Regions from separate parts of the Mus musculus genome. Here region 2 is linked to region 1. Evidence: chromatin contacts called from ENCODE POLR2A ChIA-PET data. All regions are on one chromosome and are shown on one strand. Each heading gives the region's core, a stretch centred on a gene start or an enhancer-like site at or near the end of the contact. The rest is flanking DNA. Distances are from core to core; before and after follow the strand shown.

Evidence for each region. ChIA-PET counts read pairs that join two places held with the same protein, here RNA polymerase II (POLR2A).
Region 2: POLR2A ChIA-PET joins it to region 1 with 19 read pairs in embryonic stem cell. The contact joins the promoter of AA386476 here to the promoter of Wwc2 in region 1. POLR2A ChIA-PET finds 5 or more read pairs at or near these places in 3 of 5 experiments (Patski and embryonic stem cell).

What each region holds. Positions count from the first base shown.
Region 1 is chr8:47,986,343-47,992,891 of GRCm38, reverse strand. Wwc2 (WW, C2 and coiled-coil domain containing 2) reads left to right here and starts at 2,348. Exons shown (of 23, transcript NM_133791.5): 1 at 2,348-2,826. The coding sequence starts at 2,696.
Region 2 is chr8:47,671,640-47,677,924 of GRCm38, reverse strand. AA386476 (expressed sequence AA386476) reads right to left here and starts at 2,534. Exons shown (of 1, transcript NR_166692.1): 1 at 1-2,534. It overlaps Ing2 (inhibitor of growth family, member 2), which reads left to right and starts at 2,766. Exons shown (of 2, transcript NM_023503.3): 1 at 2,766-3,419. The coding sequence starts at 3,245.

The DNA.
Region 1 (6,549 bases), core at 1,099-3,598:
GCATCATCTGTACATTTCACAGATATGAATATAAATAAAGTCTCATTGATTAACCCTTAGGGAGTCTTCAAAGGGATTGTAGGAACTCAGAATTGGATCCTAGTAAAAAGGGTTCTGAGAACTGCAACCCTTTCTGTCACTTGGACTGCTTTTGGCTAACGTTTCCTGTGCCGATCAGCAGAAACGAGCCTGTGTCATTTTGGCATTTCTTTTTGAAGTCTGGGGATTCATGGGACAATAAACGTGAGCCACTTTGCATTCCTGAATAATATTTAGTTGAAAGCTTACCTGACTTCGTTATACAGAGGACGCCCATGGAGTGAGTATTCATTCCACGGAAGCAAGCTGACCTACTGCAACAGCTATGTGCTTCACTCTTACGGTTGAGATGTAAGGTGTCGACATGCTAGCACAATAAATATCTTCAAATTCTTTAGGGGAAGGGAGAAACTCACTAAGGAAGCCACAAATTAGGATAGTTTGGGTTAGTCACTGGCTACATCTTGGCCATGTGAATGGGCCAACATAGAGAATTACACATTCGGCAGTGTAACTTTAGACAGGATCCCTCCACCCACTGAGAGCTAGGACCCTGGCTGATTATCTTACTGCTAATAGGCTGAGGCAGAATACAGGTTAGGAAGCAGAAACTTCCCTCAACAAAGCACAAAAACCAGCTTCCACGGGCCTTGGCATTATGGGAAAGACCTAGAAAATGAGAGGTTTCTCTTGAGAACCTCTGCCTCTCTCTGGTTGTCCGTCCCAGGTACACCTGGTTTTCCAGTTCCTGGGGATTTCAAGTGTCTGCAGCTGCATAAACTGTTTCATTGAGAATAAACCCCTTTCCTTTTTTTAAAACCCCCTTCAAGGCACGTGGAGTCCCCTTCTGGAAGCTTGATTCAGAGCTTGGTTCTTACTGTCTAGTTCTATTCACAACTTCAGCAAATGCCCAGGCACAGAAAATGTCCTGCCCAATGCTAGGTCCTGAAGTTATTACATTGGCAGGTCTGGTTAAGGGAATTCAGACCAAGAGGTGAAGGATTGAGCTCTGGGGCCTTTCTTCCTAAAATCTGCCATTTCAAAAGCATCTGCTTAGAGGCCTGGGAGAATATTGACAAGGTTGGCAATGCACAGCAGGCTGTAAAGGTTGAGGACGAAAGGCTATTTCTCAGACTGAGGACAAGGGACACTGCAAGCTTAGTGTCTTGACTCTGCCAAGGCTTTGTCGTCTTAGGAGTCTGACATCCGGCTCCTACCCAGGGCCGATCAGCACTTAATAGCTAAATAAATAAATGTTTGTGAGAGATCTACACCTCATACCAGATGGACCCTTGATCAAGCAAAGTGTGGCCACTGACTCCCGCCTTGGCCCCCTTCCGAGTGATTATTAACCCCTTCTGCCACCCCACCCCCCACCCCCGGTCCGGGACTGGGGTGGAGAACTTCCCGGGACAGAGAGTTGGAAGGAAGGGACTGGATAGTGGACGCAGCCATGTCCCTTGGATTTAAACCCAGAAGGGGACGCCAGATGCACAGGGCCCTGACCCCGCCAGTGCAGCCCCCTGACCCGGCGGGGCAGCACCGGTGATTCGGACCCCTAGGGCCCGCGCGGGGCTGACTGGCGGCGACAGTGGCGGGGTGGCCCTGTCGCTTCTAAGGATCAGGCCGGAGTTGCCCCGTGGGCCACTGGGGCGGACATGTCGCAGCTCTCATGGATAGGGACCCGCCTTTACTTTGCTCCCTTAGGCCCGCGAGGCCCTGGTGAGGTCACCGAGGGCCAGACTGAGCAGAAGGCTCGGGGGCGCCGCGGCCCCGGACACGCCCCGGACACACTCCCAGCGCTTTTTGCACACTTCCCCACCGCCGGGAACAGCCAAGGCACGGGGCGCGGCGTGGGGGGGGGGGGGTGGGGGGGGTGGGGGCGTTCTGTGCCCTTACTGTTTGTTGGGACTTCTTCCCAGGACAGCATTCCCCACCCTTTCCTCTCGAAAGTCTTGTGGTTTCCCTAGAAGACGGAAAGAGGTTGAGAAGGTTGCAGACTTTTTTTTCTTTGGCTTCTTTTTCCATCCAGAAAGCCCTCTAAATCCCCAAAGGGTCTGGCGGAGAGGGGACATCTCGGGCTGCAGAGGAGGGAGCGAGCTGTGCATTCCTCCGCCCTACCGCCTCCCACCTGGCCTCGTCGCTCCCCTCCCCCGCCCGGGCTCAGCCCCGCGTCCCGCCGCGGCCGCCCCGGCAGCTGCAGGGTTAAGCTCAGGAATGTGGCGGCGAGGAATGTGCATGCAGATGAGGCGGGCGCGGGGCGGGCCGGGGGCGGAGCGCATGCTAATCGCATGCAAATGAGCAGGCCAGTCGCCGCCGGGCCGTTGCTCCGCGGAGCTTCCCGGATCCGAGCCCAGACGGCGTCGGCCGGGGCAGCCTGGGCGCCGCGACCCTCGGCGGCCACAGGGGGACGGGGAGGAGGAGGAAGAGGCGGAGGCAGCGGCGGCAAGGAGGAGGAGGAGGGCTCGCTCGTCTGTTCCGACGCAGACATGGTGGACTGATCTCCGGCAGGGCTGAGAGCAGGGATCCCCGAGGCTTCCCCGCGCGTAGCTCGCCGTGCCCCTCGCCCCGCACGCCCCTCGCCGGCACCCGCGTTCCCGCCGCGCCCCGCGCCCGGTCCCTATGGAGGCGCCGCTCGCCGGCGAGGCCGCCGACCATGCCTAGGAGGGCCGGGAGCGGGCAGCTGCCGCTACCCCGGGGCTGGGAGGAGGCCAGGGACTACGACGGCAAGGTTTTCTACATCGACCACAACACCAGGAGGACCAGCTGGATCGACCCCCGGGACAGGTGGGTGGCCGGGCCCCGGCCGGGTGCGGGGACCCGCCTCGGGAAGTGCTGCGGTGGCTGTTGTCTGGGAGACCTGGAGGGCGCCGGGGGCGTGGGGCGTCGCCGGCCCTGCACCCCCCGAGGGGCTCCGGGGTAGGCGCGGGACGGTCGGCCTAGGCGCGGCTGTATCTGCCCGCCAGGCGCCCCTTCTTGGGCCCCATTGCCCACTGCCTTCCCCACACCCCTCGGGGACTTGTAGACACTCCCTGTCCCAAGGGAAGGGCCGGATTGGTGCCCTGGGTTGGCACCCTGAGTCCAGTTAGCCGGCTCAGGGTGTGTGTGTGTGGGTACTTGACCCCTCTCTAGACCTCCTGTGTGCTGTTTAAAGTTGGTCAGATGGAGGGAGAGGGCACCTTTCGACCTCTGAGGCACGCTGAGCTCGGGGCCTCCCGGAGGCCTAAGTGATGGTGAATTACTAGTCATCTGGGCCACCTGTGGCATCTCTCCTGCCTTACATACCTAGCTCCTGGGCACTGACTGCAAGCTTTTCCTAGGGCGCACCCCGAACCATGTCCTAGGGTCTGAACGTGGAGAGAGGGTCCCACTCCTGGCTCGACCTTCGTAGCTTTGCCCCTAAGATTAAAAAAACAAACCACTGTTTTGGAGTTTTGCTTCTAACCGTGGTTCCTCACCTGGAAACCTGGTCAGATTTTCCTTGTGAAGTGGCACGGAGACTGGAAGGGAACCTTGACCACAGCTGTGGGTAGCCCAGACTTGAAGCTTAGCCTAGTTTTTGCACAGCGATATAAGCATTTTGTTCTTACCTGGAGAGCTGAATGAAGCAAACAAGAGATCTAAGAAGTTCAGGAGCTGAACATTGGTGGACTGCTCACCAATGTTCTTTCTGTTTCTCACTCAACTCTCTCTTTGCTTTTAGAAGGAACACTTAGAATTAAAGTTGTTAGAGGGTGTGGACGGTCTCACACATCTGTCCAAACTCAGCACTTGTGAGGTGGAAGGAGAATCAGGAGTTCAAGGCTAGTTTGGGTTATTCGAAATCCTGTCTCAAAAAGAAAAAAAAAAAAAAAAAAAGGAATGTAGGGTGCATTTTTTTTTTTTTTTGTAAAATTTGAAATCTGTCCATTAAGGAGGTATTTTTGTTTTTTTATATTTTTCTAGACTGCCTCATACTGTATTGTAGCTCAGGCTAGCTGGCTTGGAACTCATTATGTAACACTGGCTGCTCCCAAACTCACAGCAATCCCCCTGCCTCAGCCTCTCCTCCGTGCAGGAATTACAGGTGCCAGCCACCACACCGGATGAGGAGTAGGGATTAGGGCCTCTGTGTAAATTCAAGTAGCATCTCTTCAGGGATGCCCCTGCCATTTGCAGTTTTAGCATTTCTAGAAAGTTCTATAGGCTTTTTATGCAATGTGATCTGAGGGGCTGTAGTCTTTTCTGGAGCTTTTCCTGCTAAGTCCCCCCCCCCCAGCTTGAAACACACTCTTCTATTTGATATTCCCAATCACTCATTTCCTACAACTATTGTAGTTGAAAGCTATTAAAAAGCAGTTATAAGAAAGTCCTGAACGACATAAATTTATGGAGCAATCCTTGTTAAATTATCCATGAAGATAGGGTTTAGGTTTCCCTCGAGATGAGGAAAGGCACCTGTGCCCGGGCCCCACCTCCGCACACCGCCCGGGCGGGCCATTGCTGGCTGGATGAAGGTTCTGACAGGAGTCACACCTCCATAGTCTCCCCAGGCAGATTGGCTGTCATAAACTTCATCATGCTCCAAGCCTGTTACTTATACGGTTGCACTTTGAAACTACTTAACGGATAGTAAACGTCGGTGTGGACGGTGTGCAAGGAACAGTGGTTTGTAGGGCACCTGTATAAATATTTGACTTTTACAGTTGTGCTGCAGTTCTGCGGATACTTGGAGTCTCAGGTTCACGGCGGTGTAAAAGCTTACGCTTTCTAAGCATTTTACAGCCTCTCCTGCCTCTGCTCATGGGCTTCGATATGTCATCCCGTTTGTCTACCAGAGAGGGTTATAAGACTATGCAAAGGCTGGGTGAGGCAAACAGAAGTTACAGGACTTGGCTTATCTGTATCACTGCCTTTTTATACAAGCCAGATGTGCCGTTTGTTTCAAACTGGAATGGACTGGCAGGTACTATGAATGCTGGTTTACCAAGTCCTGTGTTGGGGACCAACAGTTTTGACTAAGATGAATTCTTCTTCTTCTTCGAATTTTCCTTGTAGGCCTTTCAGTACTTGATAAACGTATGAATTATTAGAAAGATTTCTGAGCTTCTGTATGAGAACTTTAGAAGCTATCCTGTGACGTCAGCCACTGTGATATGTCAGTTTAAATTATGTTTTCTCTCAGTGCAGCTAAGCGACAGTAAGTCTTCCTACACAGCGTTAGAACTGATTGGAGAAGGTATTTGGAGTAACTACTAACTCCTGTTAATTTTGCTACACAGCCAACATATGGAAAGAGAGATTTCCCCAGGCCTGTAGGGCATGGGTGCAATCTGCGTGATCAGATTGCAAATCCTGAAAGCATAAGGGAAAATGACCCCAGGATGCTCTGGGTCTGCGGCAGTGGCGGTGGTGGATCTTTAAAGCCACTTGGTTAAAATGGTCAGAAAGATTCACCCATTCGCTGTTGTTCCCTTTCTTCCATGAAGAGTGAGTGTTTTGCTTCTGATAGTTCATCAGGAGTCAGCTAGTATTTCTGGTTGGACAGAGAGTTATGTTGAGTGAATGGGAGGAGGCTGGAGGATTCTGTGGTGCTATCATAATTGCATTAAAGGAGTAGTGGTACTAATTAGAGCAGGGGATCAGCCGCGTTTTCAGACATGTTAGGCTGTTGGAGTCAGGTCACATGGTGCAGACTTTGCCTGGGTGTATCACAGTGCTCAGCTGGGTTTCTGAATCAACTCTAAAATGTGGGTGGTACCACTCCCTCATACAATGTTTTTAACTTGAAATTAGGACCCAAATAGTACTATTTGCTTTGGTAACAATTTTTTTAAATTTTCATTTAATTTACAAAAAAAAAAAAAAAAATGTGTGTATGGGGCCTGCCTGCTCCATGCCTGTATAGTCCTCAGAGGCCAGAGGAGGGCATTGGGTTGCCCTGGGGTTGGAGTTGCAGATGACTGAGAGCTGCCATGTGGCTGCTGGTCCTTGTGGCCCCTGGGAAAGGATTGTGTGACCCCCAAAGAGGTCTTCACCCGTAGGTTGAGAGCTGTGGCTCTGGACCGTGTGCCTGGTGCCCTCCCCTCCTACTTGCTCGCTGTGAAGACTCATTGACCACACCACTTGGTGTTTACGGTGTTACGGTGGCCAAATGTGCTGGGGTTTGGAAATATTTGATTCAACACAGGAGAAAGGAGAAAGGGCAGGAAGGGTTGGGGCTTGGAGTAGAGGGCGAAGTGAACAGGCAAGGCTCTTCTGCATCCTTCTCATCTGTGCGCTGGATGCTAGCCAGAGATGCCACTTTTTTTGTCCACTGAAGCTTACAGGTTGCCACATAAAGGAATTCTGGGTTAAGACTGATGGACCCTCCTCTGCAGCTTATGACTAGGGTGGGATACAGAGCAGCCTGCGGCTTGGAGTTGAAAAGAGACTTGTATGGTGGTGGGTGAAGGAAGGAAGGAGGAAGGAGCGCCCAGTAAGCGCATCTTTGACAGACTCGTGTCTTTCCACACTCAGTTGCTGGCAACT
Region 2 (6,285 bases), core at 1,285-3,784, 320 kb after region 1:
TGCAAAAGATACAAGATCCTTGAGCACCAGGCATGTACATGGTACACAGCCACCAATCAAAGAAAAGAAAAAAGGGAAAAAAATGAAATATTAAACAGAAGAAAAGATTTTCTAATGTAATCAGCTTAATTCAGGCAGAAACTGTTTTCCCTCAGTTCCTGCTAGTTTGCTTTTAATCAGTTGAGACTGTTTCTCTCATCTCATACCATATTAACTATGGACATAAACATTTTAGTATAAAAGAAATAGGCTTGAGGACATTTCCCATTAGGCACCTAATAAAAGGCACATAATAGACTTAGTCCAGTAATTTGAAGCCAATTGCACACTATTGGGGGGGGGGCATCAGCTACTTATCTTTTTCCAGGTCAGTTTAAGAGCAGGACAAAATACTAAAGAACAACCCTGCCCATCCCACCCCAGAATAGCATCAATTTCTAGAGTGTAGAGTGGGAGATTTTTAAATTTTGCGTTCAGGAGTTAGGAGACCCACTCTGAAGAGGCCATATGAGTAGCTACTTTAAGAGAAGGACACTGATAAATAGCTTGGGTCAAGAGCTGGAATTGCAAGGACTAAAGAATGCAATGCCTACTTCCCATCCTCGAGTAAACATTTTCCCCACACAGGCTGCTTCCAGAAGGATGCCAGAATTAGATTAACCTGTATGAATAAATGCAGCAAGAAAAGCACACCTGCACTAATCCATACACATTATCATGTTTTAAGTTCACAAAGTTTCTATCAGTGCCAGTGGAAAACAGGGATCTGGAGTTCTTTCTCGTCCTTCAGTCTGTCAGAATTATTTGAGGTACCAAGAATGCTTTCCAAAATCCTTCCTTGCTTCTCAACTTGTTTTTTTTTTTTTTTTGCTCTTGGTAAGTCACAACCAGTCAGCCTGCAGCTCAGTAAAGCAGGCTGTATAAAATCCATGGGCCCATACAGTGTCTAACTCCAATCAGTAAGAAACAGGGCAGCTTGCAGTAATTCCACCTTTTAGCTAGAATTGGCTGAACCAAGTTTGTGAGTAAATACAAAAATTAATTCAGGTTTTAAAAAAAGGGAACAAGCTGGGCAGTGGTGGCACACGCCTTTAACTCAGCACTTGGGGGGCAGAGGCAGAAGGATTTCTGAGTTTGAGGCCAGTCTGGTCTAGAGAGTGAGCTCCAGGACAGCCAGGGCTACACAGAGAAACCCTGTCTCGAAATCAAAACCAAACCAAACCAAACCAAACCAAAAACAAAATAACAACAAAATCAAGTCAATAACCTTAACAATGGTTATTTTCAACAAGACCTGGCTCTTTAATATTAAATAATGGAAAGAAAATTCGTCCCACGTTCTCAGAAATTCAATAAATACTGTGCTTGCCTCGGTTGGCTTAATACTCCACTGATCAAAATCTCAGCGTTAAAGTACATTAACACATTAGTTCCCAGGCCTTCCAATATAGCCCTTGTCCTCAGGACGCCGAATTCCGCGTTGTGTTTTGTCGAAATCCAAATTTTCATCTAGACCAGGACCTAGGTTTCCCTTGGCATCCCAACAGCTGCTTAATATACCCCACTGTATGAAAGTGTGCTGAACAGGCCGGGCAACAGGTATAGCGCTGCAAACCGGGCAAGAGCACCCAAACTTAGCACTCTGGCGTTTTCTCTCTTCTCATTCAAAGACGCCGCTCCCATTGGGCATCTCATCTGAATTAAGCGACTACTCTTTCTTATACCTATTTCGGTTGGGGGGGGGGGGGAGAACCAAAACCAAAACAGCTCACATATTTATATACATTCCGGAAGTCTATCCGTAATTACAGTGAGCTCCTCCTACCGGCATTTCACTGATGGTACTGGGGGAGTAAGGCGGATAATCCCTCACACGGAAAGCACCGCACTCGGTGGTTGATCCGATTTCTAATCCCATCTGCACTGATCCCCTGCTGGCTAGTGGTGAAGCCGAGTGAAAAGACAGTGAGGACTGTGTGTCCTCGCTGGCGGGTGATGCCTAGGCGATTCGACATCTGACAACAGTTTCCTTAAGATGGTTTGGGACTGGGGACCGGGGCGGCGTGCAGCCTTGCCACCTCCCTAAACCAAACTCTTAAGCGCGAGGAGGGGGAGCAGACCCTGAGAGCCACCCCGGCGCTGGGGGGTGGAGGGGCCGCACGCAAGGCGGGGAGTCCGCATTTAAAAGGGCAGAGGGCGCACCGCCTACCTCCGCGGTCCGCCCCGGTGCTCCGGGACCGTGGCCGCGGGGCGCTCGGCGGGAAGTCGCCGCGCATGCCCGGAGCCGCGCCCGCTGCACCCTGGGTCGCCTTAGTTCCCCCTCAGGCCTCACTCGGCCAGCGGCGCCCAGGGGCCGCTCGCTGCTGTCTTGGAGGCTCGCGAGGGAGGCGCTGGATCCGCCAGATGGAGGCAAGGTCGGTAACTCGGGGCCGAGCGAGCCGAGCCGGCGCTTCCTATCCCTGTAGGGGAACAGAAACGAAGAGAGCGGTCGCCCGGCCTCTCGGGGGCAACCGTCAGGACTTCGGTCGAAGGGGGCAGGCTCAGCCATGCGGTCCCTTTAAGAGGGGGCGGGGCGCGGCCTGCCGTTTGGCCGGCCTCCGCACCCTCCCCCCGCCCCCAGGCGAGAGCTGACAGACCAATCGCCCGGGTGGCGCAGGGAAGGCGGGAGAATGCGAACTCTTCGGTAGGACGATAGGGGCGGGGCCCCAGCCTTATTAGGAGTGAGTGCTGCGCAGGCGCAGATGCGGTCGCTGGCCAAGGGGCGGGGACTAGTCCTGTGAGACTCCGACAGGCACGGAGGCTGATAGAGAGGCGAGAGGGTAGCGAGGGGCTTGTCACGGGGATCCGGGCGACCGGGCAGCCCCGGTAGTGTCTGGGGAGTCCCCGGGGGGGACAGCCAGCGTCGCTGCCTGGGAGCCCCGGCGCCATCGGCCGCGGGGAACCCCGCTGCTCGCTCTCCTAGAGAGGGAGGGGGCCGGAGGGAGCCCCGGTCTCGCCCCGCCCCTGGGCTTGTTACCGCGGGGGCGGGGAGTAAGGGCTTCTTCTTGGGGGAGTGGAGATCGGGGGACTCGGCGGTGCCCTCTCGAGCGGCGGCCGTGTCCCCGCGGCGCCGGGCTGCCGAGCGGAGGAGCGGCGGTCGTGGCTGTTGCATGTGTGGCTGCTGGATGCGGAGGCGGCGGCGGCGGCGGCGGCGAGGAGCAGCAGCAGCGGCGGCGGCGGCGGTGGTGGTGGTGGCGGCGGCAGGATGTTAGGGCAGCAGCAGCAGCAGCAGCTGTACTCGTCGGCCGCGCTCCTGACCGGAGAGCGGAGCCGGCTGCTCTCCTGCTACGTGCAGGACTACCTGGAGTGTGTGGAGTCGCTGCCCCACGACATGCAGAGGAACGTGTCGGTGCTGCGGGAGCTGGACAACAAATACCAAGGTACTTTCCCTTCTTTCGGGTGACAGTGTGCGCCGAGTGCACCGAGCGATCTGGTGTGTGGGGCCGGGAAGCGGTTGTGTGTGTGTGTGTGTGTGTCTGGGTGGGGGGACGGCACAGCACACTCGCGGCCCTCCCTGTCCCGGCTGCGGCTGACGAGGACTTCCGAGGACCGCCCGTCCGTCAGCCCCCGTTGCAGCTCCGGCGGCTGGCTGCAGCTGCCGCGGACGGGAATCAGCCATTTTTAAGCGAGCATTTGTTCCGGTGCCTGCCGGTTGGGTGCCGCACACTGTCCTGCCCGGGGCTGGAGAGTGTGCAACGAGCAGGGTTGCGGGGCTGGACCGGGGTGCTGGGCCTGCTTAGCCCCTTGCCTGCTGGGGCTCCCTCCGTCTGCGAGCAGATGCATTGGAACGTATGGGGGGGAGGGGGCGAGAGGACGGCGGAGGTGGACTCGGGAGATGCCTCTCCCCCCACCCCCACCCCCCTCCAGCTCCCGGCGTGGCGCGGGACTGGGACGGTCTGTGCTTCCCTCTCGCCCCGGGGAAAGTTCCGGGCCGCCCGGTGTCTCACTCAGCCCTTCTTCGGCTACTGCCAAATGGTTAAAGGGGGAGGGGTTCCCCCGCAGGGCGAGACGGAGAAGGGGTGTGTGTGTTGTGTATGTGTGTGCGTCCGTGTGTGTGTGTGCGTGTGTGTGTGAGTGTGTGGCGGGGAGGGTCCGGCCTAGGGGCGGGGCCTGCAGGTGTGACGTCGTATGGGCGGGGCGCGCGCTCCCGCGGGAGTCGGCCACGGCGGGCTGCTCGGAAGGGTCCTGGGGTGGACTGAACCCATTGCTGGGCGGGACGGTCGGTGGGCCTGGGCGGAGTCAGTGTTGGGTGTTGGGAGAGATATTTCAAATCTCTCCCTAGCCCCCCCCCCCACCCCGGTTAGTGAATCAAGACGCGGACACCGCCGTGGGGGACTGTCTCTGACCCTGGCTCAGCGTAGGTTCCGGGCCATGTGTCACTTCCGGACTTCTGGAGGAAGTGGGTTCGTTGGCTGGGCAACCACCTGGCGTCTTTGCACCCTTGGGTTCCTCCTCCACCAAGTTTAAATGAGGAGAAAAGCTTTTTCTTGTCATCAAAGAAACTAGGACAGGGAATATCTTCAGGGATTGTCATACCTTTCTCCTGCTAGGACAGGAGAAATTTAAATGGGGATACGTTCAGCCTTTAGTAACCCCTAGTCAAGAAACTGTGTAGACCTAATATGGACCATAAAAACAACTTGGAGTCATTCTGTTTCCCCAGACCATCCCCAGTCCTGTAACTTAATCCTGTAATACACCCCATGGTGACTTAGCATGTAAGAGCACTTAGGTGTTTTCAATCGACAAACTTGTTTTCTAAGTCTCTCACTGTTTATAGTATAACAGTGTTTTCACCAGATTCAAAGACTTATGAGGTAAAAATCTACTTTTATAGACAAAATTTATAGGGATGGTATAATGAATTCAGTTAATTGGTGGAGAATATTTTATTTCAAAGCTGTCTGCTTTTAAAACCGTTTTAAAACTGTGACTCCTCTCAATCCCAAGAGATTGAAGTTAGGACTCACACAGGATAGGTAAAGGCCCTACAAGTTCACCCTTTCAAAAAATGAAAATCATTCTGTGGTATTTTCTGCAGACATAGGGAACATACATGAATGGCAACCTAGCATGAGAATTCTGTGCCAAAATATGTAGTTTTTTTTCTTTAAAAGCGCAAAGCTTAGACTTTTAGATTGGTAGTGACATAATTTTTTGACAGGGAAATCTGTGATACCAGTTACCTGTAATTGTCATAAACTGTTCAGGTAACATGAATAGTAGATCTTACAAGACTGAGAGGTTAATGCAAACCAGCTCCATTATGATTGAGATTAATTCCAAGATTAATACACAAATCGTGGTCTAGCTTCTGCATAGGCACAGAGTTGCTAAGCTCAACTTCACAGTTTTATTTTTGTTAGAAGCTTTATATATTTTTGTTTTCTTGGTCCAGATTTTATATTCACTGATTCTTAAGTATTTTCTAGTATGGGGGTCTAATGTTACTGTGCCTTTCAGAAATTATTGCATGGTTCATTAAGTAGAGAAACAAAGAAAAAGCACAACTGGTTTAAATATTTATTGCAGGATATGGCTATAGGAAGCCTTCATTGTCTCCTCAGCATTTCATTCATAATTTTCTAGAGAAATCTTAGCCTTTGAGCTAGAATGTAATGTGGGATTTCCGATGCCGTTTGTACAGTGTATGGAAAGTGTTGCATGATCAGATGTGCACGTTTGGCAGTTCAAAGTCTGAAGGTCTTGATCATTGTTTCCCACTTCAGGTAGCAGTGATTGCATTCTCACAGGTTTACTCTGGAGGCATTTTTTTAAGTGCTGAACATTGAACCTAGGGTCTCACGCATGTGTAGCAAGCAATAGCAGCCTACCACTGAATTGTTCCCAAACCCTCTTTTCACTCTTTATTTTAATATAGGAGGTCATTGAGTTACCCAGAAGAGCCTTGAACCCACTGTGTAGCCCAGACAGCTTTTGAAGTTGGGATCCTCCTGCCTCACTTTCTCAAGTAGCTGCCACTAGCAGCTTGTGGCACTAGGCCAGCAAGATGAAAGGAAAAAATCTCTAGCCCACAATATGGGCTGAGTACTTCTTTAAAATTTGCTTTTTTTTCCCCTCACTGTATAGTTAAGGTGTCTTTATAAATTTTTATCTCATCACAGTGTTAGTGTGCAAGTATGACACAAGGAATATTTAACTCCAATTATGAGATCTAAAATACTTGAAATGAAGTTTATGTTTTTTATAATCTTTATTTTGTGTCTAACAAGGAAATAGCTAATG